Regions from separate parts of the Homo sapiens genome. Here region 2 is linked to region 1. A link is a contact called in ENCODE Hi-C or POLR2A ChIA-PET data. All regions are on one chromosome and are shown on one strand. The core of a region is the stretch at or near the end of the contact, and the rest is flanking DNA. Distances in the headings are between cores, read along the strand shown. Region 1 has its middle 30 kb from the start of LINC00396. Region 2 overlaps RAB20 (RAB20, member RAS oncogene family).

The links. A loop is a pair of places that touch in the nucleus more often than their neighbours do. ChIA-PET counts read pairs that join two places held with the same protein, here RNA polymerase II (POLR2A). Pooled maps may share reads with other maps.
Region 2: POLR2A ChIA-PET joins it to region 1 with 11 read pairs in WTC11. The contact joins two enhancer-like sites. A Hi-C loop is called at or near these places in 1 of 50 pooled maps. POLR2A ChIA-PET finds 5 or more read pairs at or near these places in 2 of 52 experiments (WTC11 and activated T-cell).

What each region holds. Positions count from the first base shown.
Region 1 is chr13:110,020,120-110,025,969 of GRCh38, forward strand. It overlaps a transcript of LINC03082 not described here. Among named protein-coding and RNA genes, the nearest start is that of LINC00396, 30 kb to the right of the region's middle. RefSeq lists an enhancer at 3,976-4,145. Within about 2 kb of position 4,157, at least 11 of the 41 ENCODE cell types and tissues checked have a DNase peak (open chromatin) inside an H3K27ac peak, as active enhancers do.
Region 2 is chr13:110,529,859-110,535,639 of GRCh38, forward strand. The region is part of intron 1 of RAB20 (RAB20, member RAS oncogene family); the gene reads right to left. Among named protein-coding and RNA genes, the nearest start is that of COL4A2-AS1, 25 kb to the left of the region's middle. RefSeq lists enhancers at 900-1,516, 4,338-5,120. Within about 2 kb of position 1,931, at least 5 of the 41 ENCODE cell types and tissues checked have a DNase peak (open chromatin) inside an H3K27ac peak, as active enhancers do.

The DNA.
Region 1 (5,850 bases), core at 2,907-5,406:
CACCAATGACAGGCTCTTGTTCTTTTTTATGGCTAAATAGTTCTCCATTGTGTATATGTACCACATTTTCTTTATCCATTTGTCTGCTGGTGGACACTAAAGTTGCTTCCAAGTCTTCGTTATTGCGAATAGTGCTGCAATAAACAAGGAAGTGCAGATCTCTCTTCCATATGCTGATTTCCTTTCTTTTGGGTATATACCCCAGCAGTGAGATTGCTGGATCTAAGGGTAGCTCTGTTTTTAGTTTTTTGAGGTGTCTCCATATTGTTCTCCAAAGTGGTTGTATTAATATATGTCCCCACCAACCATGTACAAGGGTCCCTTTAGTGTTCCAAAGACATCTCCCTGCAACAAGGTCCCTGTGTACCTTGCAACACAGACCTTTGTGGTCTTCCACCTATCTTATCTGTAACTGGATTATATGCTCTTGGAAGGCAAGGACAGATGTGTTTCCCCTTACACTACCTTATGAAAAGAAGACATGCAGTAAACATCCCTCAGCGGTGGCATTGGTCTTAACACAATCCTAGATGCTATGCCTTTCTCCTCCCTTACAGTTTTCTAGAATGCTTTGAACACAGTGGACAGACAGCTTGTTCTCTGAGCACTTTATTTTGGTATTCTTCTTGAAACGTATTTTCATTTCTGTCTTTAGAAAATTAAATAAGTGTGATAGCCATGGAATGATCAAGCGACTCAGACCCATTAACCAATGATCCAGGTGATGCTACTGGCGACAGCATTGACTACTTCCTGGGGAACATGTCCTGAGTGGGGGATGTCTCCTCAGCTGACAGCTGTGGAGCTGACACACACCCTGACGCCGATGTCTGGCGATTCATATTCCTTCTGCTTTCCCAGGACAGTTTTCTTTTCTCACTGCCACTTTACTCTCCCACGAGAACCCAGGCAGAGATGGGAAAAACATGTCCTTTCCTGGTGACTTTATTTGTTGAAAAATTAAAGCGCAATTTTCTTTACAAAGAAGTTGTAGGATGAGAGGGGCAGATTCCTTTCCTCTTGTTCTTTCTGCTCATGCAGTTCTGTGCAGAGGGTCCCCCCCACACCCCCAGCGCTCCTACTCAAGGAGCTGCAATCCACTTAACACACAATTCCTTGAGAGTCTGGATGTTTCCAGACTGGTGCATGGTACCAGGAAATAAATATGAATGAATAAACGATGTCTGCCCTCCAGAGTGCACTGTAATAGAAGCAGTGAGATGTACACGTTATTTTACTGTCCTGAAATAAATGCCGTAAGAATAAGGCCAAGTCCCAGCCTCATCACACATGAGGAAACAGCAGAATCACTCAGGGGAACTTAGGAAATGCTTCTTGGAGGAGATGATGGCCAGCCCGGTTTTTAAGGATGAGTGGGGGTCACCCATTGAATGTAAAGGGGAGACAAACGAGGTGCTTTTGTAAAGACAGAGTTATGAGAAGGGAATGGGGAGCAGTGGGTGTATCTAGAGCACCAGTGCTGATCACAGAGATGGGACTCTGCAGAGACCAGAGGGAAGGGTGCCTGGACCTAACCTGCGGGCAAGGAAGAGCCCTGGGATGTTCTAAGTGGAAGTAAGGAGATGATATTTGCATTATTTAAAACACCCATGGCCACAGGATGGAGGATAGATTTAGGGAGGTGAGACTGTGGCCAGGAGACCTTGTGTGGCCTGAGCAAAGAGAAAAGAGGGCCTGGCCATGGCCAAAGCCCCAGAAACACAGAAATATTGACAGACGGTCCCCAACTTATGATGGCTTGATGTTTTCTTAATTGTACTATGGTGCCACAGTGACAGGCAGTCACTAGAAACCACATTTCCAGTGCCCAGACAGCTACACTATGTTTCACTTTTGATACAGTATTCAATAAATCATATGATCTATCCAACATGTTATTATAAAATGGATTTTGTGTTAGATGATTTTGCCCAACTGTAGGCTAATGGAAGTGTCTAGGCATGTCTAAGTTAGGTTAGGCTAAGCTGCAATATTCAGTAGGCTAGGTGTGTTCAATGCATTATTGATGCAGTATTTTCAGCTTATGATGGGTTTATCAGGATGTAATTCTACTGCAAGTTGAGGAGCCACTGTATAATTGGAGCTAAGTAGTGTTACAGGACTATATATCAATCTGATATGTTCTTCTGGGTTGATGGACTACTGGGATGTTTTGTAAACATTTGTAGCAGGGAATTGATTGAGAAATTAATTTACATTTGTGTTTCCCTGTTACAGGTATAACTTTAAGGTGTTTTTCTCTCCCCTGGCCCAAGAATCCTTTGTGTTCTGAGTGTGGGCTCCCTGGTTGGAGGAGTTTCAATAATGACTTTTCATTTCTAGGTCAGTTGGGAAGTAACCAAGAGAACCTTCACTCTTCGTGGGTCCTGGGAGGATGTGTTGCTTGAACAAAGTGGGATCCAAGTGGTCTTGGCCACAGTCATTGAGGATGGAGGAAAGGAGTGGAGGTAAAAGTTTCTGGAGAGCTTGAGGTGCATTCCTCTAATGCCAGCAGCCTGGAAGGGGAGAGGCCCTCTGATGAGCCGTTCTGCAGAGCATGTTAGTGCAAATAGATGCGGGGATGGGAGGAGCCCCAAAAACAATGGCCTCAGGAATCCCTAGGAGAAATCCACCCCATGCCTGTGTTTGATGCTCAAGAAGTGAAGCCTCCTGCTTGGTGGGGGACAGTGACTCTGTCCTTGGTCATGTGGGCTTGAGCAAGAAGCAACTCCGTGGCAACCAAGAGGAGCTAAGAGATGCCCCTCTCCTTGTTGCCAGGGCATCCCCGTGTTCAACTGCACAACCTAGAGGAAGATGGCTCCCAACCATAACCAGCATGGGCAACTTTGGAACCCAAACCTGTAGCTTCTCTCTTTTATTTATTCTTTTCTCCAACACATCAGTGGCCCTCCAGCTGTTGAGTGGGGAGAGTGACAGGTTCAATGAGAAGGACATTCAGATGCATCCACAGAGGACTTTTCACCAGTACTCATGTCTCCTTTCTGGATCCTCAGCCCTCTGTTCTTTTCAAAGTCATGAAGCTTTCATTGTGTCCTATGCTTTGGAAACTGCTGAGGATCAGGACTCTTTGCCTTCTCTAGAGATCTCACCATCAGCTTTCTTATTCCTGGCTCTTTCCAGTGTCCTTTAGAGAATGTCAACCCTGGGGACTAGAAAGGGAAGGCAATGTTGTTTGGGAGCTAAGCCAAGGCTGCAAATTCTGTGTGAAGCCTGTCCCTGCCATGACTGGTGCACGACCTGAGGTGAGTTACATAATCCTGGTCACCTCAATTTCTTCATGTATGAAATGGTTAAGTTCTTCCTTCATAGGCTTGTTGTCAGGAAAAATGAGATACTGCATGAAAAGCTCTTATTCCAATGTCTGACCACCAGTGTAGAAGATGCAGGTAAGCAGTCATCAGTCCTGAGGCGGGCTGCCCTGTGTGGTGGAGATGCCCCATGCACCAGGATCCCTGAGGCATTGCCCCTCCCCACCATGGAATTATTGCATCCACCCCTGTGCATTATATCGTCATAGAACAGCCTTAGTGCCCTACCCAGGGAAACTGAGTGAGAAAGGACAAGGCATAGCCCCACAATGTTTTCAGTTCCTGGATCCCAGGTCTGTGCAAAAACAGAATCTAGAACCAAGACTCTAAGACTCTGGGAAACAGGTCTGAGATCTCCGAAGCCAGGAAGGTGCCTGAGTGTCATTTCCAGAATCTGTCAGAAACAGCTCCGAGCTCTCAGGGGCACCCGTCGCTGAGATCACTGAGGCAGGGGGCTGCTTCCTGGCATTGTTGAGTTTCATTCTGTTCCTCAGAAGAACAGTGTGTTTTGCTTGGAGTTTGTTTCCATTTTTGCAGGCCAGGAACTCTGCCACAGATTTTCTGAGAAGCTAAGTGAATGCTCCTTCTGTCAATCTGAAATTGGTGGGTGAGTTTTTTTTTTTTTTTTTTTTTTTTTTTTTGCCCCTTTGCTCCTTTTTTTCTTTATTAAAGCTGACAAATGGGGAAGAAAATGAAAAAGAAAAGAACAAATCCAGTGTCACAAGATGCTGAGAAAATAGCTTCTATTTATAGCCTGGTACATTTCAGAGATGTAAACACCTCTGCTAATCGCTGCCCCTGCAGAAGGCCCTGGGGATTACTGCACGGCCCTGGAGAGCTGGCAGCCACGTACGGCAGTGCAGTGAGGGCTAACAGGGCTAATTGTGCTCCCAGTTGTTTTCAGAAACAGTGGGAAAAAAGCTCTGTGTCCTGCCCCCCACCCGCGGAACAGCAGAGGTCCCACACGGGCCTCCGTCCCCTCTCAGAGGAAGCAGAATCTTGGCCCACAGGATAAATTTTAGTGGCGTGGGCACAGGGATGGCCTGGCCAAAGCACTTCCAACTGGACAAATCTAGCAACAAGATAACAGCAGGAAGTCTTGCTTTGAGTGGCAGCGTGACCACATGTTAACTGTGTAATGTGGGGCAGTTCCTTTAGCAAACATGAGGCTCAGTTTGCTTATCCATAAACTGGAACAATTACAGCTTCTGCAGAGGATAGGATGAGATATCAGTGAAAATAGAGTAAGTGAAGAACTGTCCAGACTTCTCAGTGTATCAGCCACAATTTCTGTCATCCAATCCAAAGTTTCTAGACATGGAAAGAAACAGTAGACTCTGACTTATGATCAAGCAAAAAAGCATTCTCTACAAAGAGAGCCCTGAGATGATTCGGATGCTGAATTTAGGAAGACAAGACTTCAAAACAACTATTATAAGTATGTTCAAAAATTTACAGGAAAATATGGTTATCATAAGTGAACAATTGAAGAATCTCACCAAGGAAATGGAAACAATAAAATAAGAACCAAGTGCAAATTCTAGAACTGAAAGTGCAATATTGGAACTGAAAAATTCACCGATGGGCCAATCAACAGACCAGATACTACAGAAACAAGATAAGTAATCTTGAAAAAAAAAATGGAAATTATCCATGCTGGAAAAAAGTAAAATGTATGTATTTTAAACAAACAGAGTCTTTGTGGCTACTCGAACAATATCATACAGCCTAACATACATGAAATTTGAGTCTGAAAAGAAAAAAAGAGGAAACAGAACAGAATTTTTTTAATAGCAGCCAAAATTTTTTAAATTTTGGTAAAAAGCCAACCTACAGATCGAAGAAACTCATTAAACCCAAACAATATAAAATTTAAAAATCGCACTTGGGAACATAATGGTGATCATGCTGCAAATAAAATGACAATCTTAAAATCAGCCTGAGAGAAGAGATACATTCGCTCAAGGAGACAGTGCTATGACTGATGGCAGAGGCTGGACCAGGGCTCACGATGGAAGGCACTGGAAGAAGAAAAGTGTCAACCCAGAATTTGATGTCCAGTGAGAATATCTTTCAAAAGTAAGACATCTGCAGATAGGCAAAACATGAGAGAATTCATCACCATCAGACTTTCTCAAAGAAAACAGTTCCAGCTGAAGCAAGGTTGGACCAGATGGAAACTGGGAGGTTCAGAGAGGAATGAAGAGTCCCAGAAATGCATCTGCAGCTTTTCATCTTAGGAGACTGAAATGGATCTAATGAGCCCAGCACTTCCTTGATTTCCTCGAATAAGTTTTCCACAAAAGGCAAAGACAAGTGAGACTCAGCCCCATTTCTAAGGCAAGCCCAGTGGAGTCACTGCCTTTAAATGCTATCCACAAGGTATGGTCAGCTTCATTTGTACAATGCCCAGGGCATCCAATGAAGAGGAGAAACCTTCATCTCTGCTTCACAGGCTGAACCGACATTCTGTGGACATTGATTCCACCTGGCCTCCACTGGAAAACAAATGTACCCTACA
Region 2 (5,781 bases), core at 681-3,180, 510 kb after region 1:
ATTATTACTCGTCTATGTAGCAAATCCGTAAGTGATCTGCTCAGCTTTATGTCACCAACACATACAGACGAAGAGGTCAATTACCCCTGGTGGTGAGGGAAACCTGAATCTGTAAGAACGCCTCCAATGTCTGATCAGCCACACTGTTGGACAAACTACTGAAATGCAGCAAAACTGACCAGGACTTTAACCGTGAGTTCAGAGCAGCCAGAAATGAAGACGCCCTGCTCACTGCAGACAGGGCCCTGGGGAGGCAGGTCCCACCACCCCACCTCTACACAGACACAGGGCCCCGGGGAGGCAGGTCCCACCACCCCACCTCTACACAGACACAGGGCCCCGGGGAGGCAGGTCCCACCCGCCCCACCTCTACGCAGACACAGGGCCCCGGGGAGGCAGGTCCCACCCGCCCCACCTCTACGCAGACACAGGGCCCCGGGGAGGCAGGTCCCACCCGCCCCACCTCTACGCAGACACAGGGCCCCGGGGAGGCAGGTCCCACCCGCCCCACCTCTACGCAGACACAGGGCCCCGGGGAGGCAGGTCCCACCCGCCCCACCTCTACGCAGACACAGGGCCCTAGGGAAGTAGGTCCCACCCGCCCCACCTCTACACAGACACAGGACCCTGGGGAAGTAGGTCCCACCCGCCCCACCTCTACACAGACACAGGACCCTGGGGAAGTAGGTCCCACCCGCCCCACCTCTACACAGACACAGGACCCTGGGGAAGTAGGTCCCACCCGCCCCACCTCTACAGACACAGGACCCTGGGGAAGTAGGTCCCACCCGCCCCACCTCTACACAGACACAGGACCCTGGGGAAGTAGGTCCCACCCGCCCCACCTCTACGCAGACACAGGGCCCTAGGGAAGTAGGTCCCACCCGCTCCACCTCTACACAGACACAGGACCCTGGGGAAGTAGGTCCCACCCACCCCACCTCTACACAGACACAGGGCCCTCAGGAGGCAGGTCCCACCAGGTTTGTTTCTCGAATTTACAGATCTAAAAACACAATTGTGTCTGTTCACCTAAAGAGCTAATTCCACTCACTTTATGAGGTTTAAGTTCTGTCTAAACAAGAGAAATGGAAGCCAGAACAGGACTTCGTAATTTATAGCAGGGAATGAGCTGTTAACTTCCACGATCCCGTCCTGTATCAAGGATAGGAAGCGCTGCATTAGCTATGGGAAGAAGCATGGCCAGCACAGTGTGAGTCCTCAGGGTTTATTATGCTCGTGCAGGCTTCCCTTTCCCATGTTTTACAGGAGGAGGAACTGAGGCACAGATGGAGAAGGAGGTGGGCAACAGACACAGGAGCGGTGGAGCCCTGAGAAGCACGCTGGCAACAGGCACCCCAGGGAGTCTGGTCTAACCACCCCCAGAGGCAGAGGAAGGGGCCTAGGGCCCCTTTGAGGTGGGCTGCTGGGCAGGAGAAAAGCCTGCCTCCACCCTGTGATCCCACAGAGCACAGGCATTTGCAGAATGCAGCCACCTTCCCAGGAGCTCCAAATTTTACGCAGAGAACTATCCTGGAAGTGCCGGCTAATTCGCTGGGCAGGGACTGCAGAGCGTTCTGGTAAACAGCCCCCACTCTAGAGACAGACTACATTCAAATCCCCACCGTGTGACCTTGGGCAAGTCACTTAGACATGCGGTACCTCAGTTTCCCCGTCACTAAAATGTGGGTTACACCTGCCAAAGGGTGGCTGAGAAAGCAGAATCTGCACACAGGTGAACTGGCTGGAGCTGCACCCAGCACATTAGGCCCTGTAATAGAAGTGCTTGTTCCATAAATCGTGAGATTCCTCCCAAACCTAAGGATGGATGCCACCGTCCCAGGGCTGCCCATGTCCCGGGTCTCATCATCCCTCCATTTACACACCACCTCCTGGGGCCGACTGGGCGCTTTTGCAGTGGACCAATCTTCTACGTTTCTTATTCTCAGATGATGACCTTCTCCCTGGTCCTGGGGGTGCTCCGGATGTTGCCAGATCAGTGGAGCTGACATGGCCCAGGGTTCAGGCAGAAGGGGAAGGGAAGTCAGCACCCACAGTAATCCTGATTCACTGTTGCGGAACCAAAAACTGCCCAAGTGCTTTCCATTTCACTCTTCAGCCTTCCCAAAGCCAAACACAGCCAGGCTTCTACCCCAAGTGTTGTGTCGTTTTCACTATTGGTTTAAATAAGAGTGGGTTGAGATAGCCATCAGAAGCCACGGACACCCTTGGCTCACATCTTAAGCATGGGGTGGGGAGACTTAAAAAATACTGATGCTCAGACCCTGACCCAGCTGCCAGGGCAAGAGTGGGGCTGGCATTTGTATCAGCTTTAAAAGCGCCCCAGGTGAATACCAGGTGCACCAGGAGTGAAAATCAGCAATTTACCCAGTGAAAGTGGGAAATAAAAGGGCAGCTATTGAAATGTAAGAATTAGAAAGCTTGGTATTTCAATTCATTGAAAAGTGAGCCCTACCAGGAAATGCAAACACTGAGACAACAGGAACTTTCATTATTTATTTATTTACTTTTTCTTGAGACAGAGTCTTGCTCTGTTGCCCAGGCTGGAGTGCAGTGATGCAATCTCAGCTCACTGCAAACTCCACGTCCAGGGTTCAAGCAATTCTCCTGCCTAAGCCTCCCTAGTAGCTGGGATTACAGGCACACACCACCAAGCCCAGCTAATTTTTGTACTATTAGTAGGGACAGGGTTTCACCATGTTGGCCAGGCTGGTCTCAAACTCCTGACCTCAAGTGATCCACCCACCTTGGACTCCCAAAATGCTGGGATTACAGGCGCGAGGCACCACGCCCAGCCTATTTAATTATTATTTTTTTGAGACAGAGTCTTGCTCTGTCACCCAGGCTGAAGTGCAGTGGTACGATCATGGCTCAATGCAGCCTCCATCTTCTGGGCTTAAGTGTTCCTCCCAACTCAGCCTCCCGAGTAGCTGGGACCACAGGTGCATACCACTACACCCAGCTAATTTCTTTTATGTTTGTGTAGAGATGGGGACTTACTATGCTACCCAGGCTGGTCTTGAACTCCTGGGTTCATGCTATATTCCCAACTTGGCCTCCCAAAGTGCTGGGGTCACAGGCATGAGCCACTGTGCCCAGCGGAGAACAGAAACTTTTAAGATGAGTTCTCTGCCTTGCCAGATCGGACAGCCCCCTGGCAGGGAGCTCACAAAACATCGATGTGACAACCTGAGGAAAGGAAAAGTGCATATTCCCAGACCAGAGATGGGAGCAAAATAAGCAACTCCAGCAATGGCACCAGCAGCAGCGCAGCCTAGAGGAGCTGTGACACACTTCCCATCAGAGATTGTTCAAAAACACCACGACATGCTTTCTCCAGTGTTTGCAGGTTGCATCCACAAATACGAGCCAAAAGGTTATTTTAGTTCTATTTTGTAAAGTTGATGAGTTTTGGCTAAAGTTGAGAGTCATGGGACCATCTCCACAGGCATGATCTACATTCCCTCTAGGTTTGTTTTTTTAAAACCGATAGTGAACTTGGTTAAATAATGGTGCGTGGAGGCCAGGCACAGTGGTTCATACCTGTAATCCTAGCACTTCAGAAGGCTGATGTGGGAGGATCCCTTGAGCCCCTGAGTTTGAGACCAGCCTGGGTGACACAGTGAGTCCCTATCTCTACAAAAAAAAATTTAAAAATGAGCTGGGTATGATGGTATGTGCCTGTAGTCCCAGCTACTCTGAGGAGGCTGAGGCAGGAGGATCGCTTAAGCCCAGGAGGTTGGGCTGCAGTGAGCTGGGATACTGCCACTGCACTCTAGCCCGGGCAGCAGAGCAAGACCCTATCTCAAAAAGAGAGAATGGGATGTGGAAGCAACCATCCCCTCAGGAGCATTAGAAAAGAATAAATAATTGACTACTATAACCAACACTGTATTCAATTGTTTGTTGATTTTAGTGCAGTAAGGAAGGCCCACAAGAGTCCCTGGGTGCATGAATGGAGCTGGGCTGCCTGGAGCCAGCACAGGGCCTGGCTGGACACACCTGCCCCCACCAGTACGTGGAAAGTGGAGAGCTAGCAGGCAAGGGCCCCACGCAGTGGGCAGGCCCTCCCCCCAGAACCCACATGCACCAAAGCCTCCAGAGAGCCAATGGCTTGCCAGCCTCCACCCACCGTGATGGGGAACTGTATCTGGTCGGGCCCCGGTGCCCAGCAGTTTGGTCCTGCACTAGCCTGGACATGGCTGGGAAGGTGTTTTTTAGGTGGGATCAGCATTTACATCAGTGGATGTGAGAAAGCAGACAGTGCTCTGTGATGTGGTAGGCCTCGTCTAATCAGCTGATGGCCTGAGAAGTAAAGACTGAGCTCTTCCAGACACGAAGGAATTCAGCCCCCAGACAGCAACAAAGCAACCTTGCCTGAGCTCACACACCCTCTGTCAGGTCTGTTTCTCTGGGGAAGCCTGGCTGCCTTATTCACGTGGACTGCTCACTTGCTTCCCTGGGATGGAGGCTGTCTGCAAAGCTGAGGCTCTCCAGAGAGGCCTGTACAGCTCCCCCATTTTCAGGCTGTCCCCTGAGGCCGAGCCCCTACAAAGAGGTGCTGCCACCGTGATGTACGAGTGTGCCGGTCAAGGGTGCCGACCACGCCCCGACCCCTGCCTTGCCCCTCAGCCAAACAAATGTCCAGGGCAGGGGAAGTGGCATGACAGGGGCTTTTCAGAAAACTGCAAGGATCACTTTGACCCAAACTGGTCACTTCTTCATTGAGGGTTCCTTGCCCGGGCAGTTATCTTTCCAAATGCTGATCCAATATGAACACCCTCTACTGTGCACCCCAGGGGGCTTCCTAGCAGGCTTCAAAAGAGTGTGAACTCCACAAAACTGGACCTCATCATAAATGCACAAGTCCTCTCCTGCCAGCTGTTCAGCAACTAAACAGTAAAATAGGAAAAATATGATTTCCAAAACGAAGAGCAGAAGACATATCCAGCAATATTTTTTTGTGGAAACAGAGACAGGGTCTCGCTCTGTCACCCAGGCTGGAGTGCAGTGGCTCAATCATGGCTCACTGCAACCTCATCCTCCTGGGCTCAAGCGATCCTCCCACCTCAGCCTCCCAAGCAGGTGGGACTACAGGTGTGTACCACCACGCCTGGCTAATTTTTTAATTTTTAGTAGAGATGAGGTCTCACTAAGTTGCCCAGCCTGGTCTCAAACTCCTGAGCTCAAGTGATCCCCCCGCTTTGCCCTTCTAAAGTGCTGGGATTACAGGCCTGAGCCACCACGCCCAGCCCAGGAACATCTTTTACTGGCAGAGATGGAGAATGTAGTGAGAAATTTAAATTCAGAATTCTTCCTCATTTTGAAAAGCACACATCTCACCTAGAACTAGCCACATCTCTAAGTCCAAGCCACGTGTGGCCAGTGGCTACCATGCTGGATGGCACAGAGCAGACTCTGCTCAGAGCCGGAGACCCCCAACCCGAACCCACCCTGAACACCAGGTACAGTTCCTGGACCACAGCAGACACTCACGGGCTGCTTGGAACAGGCATGAAGGAGGCGTGAAGTTACAGAAACGAATAAATAACACATGAGGCTAATTCATACAACCACTTCGTGGGTCACGTCTTCATGGATCCTTAAACCACTCTGGGAAGTCTCTGTTTTCCATTTTCGCAGATCTACAAGTCAAGGCTCAGAGACTCTACTGGCGAGATTGGAACCCATTCCCTAGATTCCACCTCTCCTCCTCCTGCCTGCTCTGAGTGCCTCACAGCTTGGGCCCTTCCATTAAAT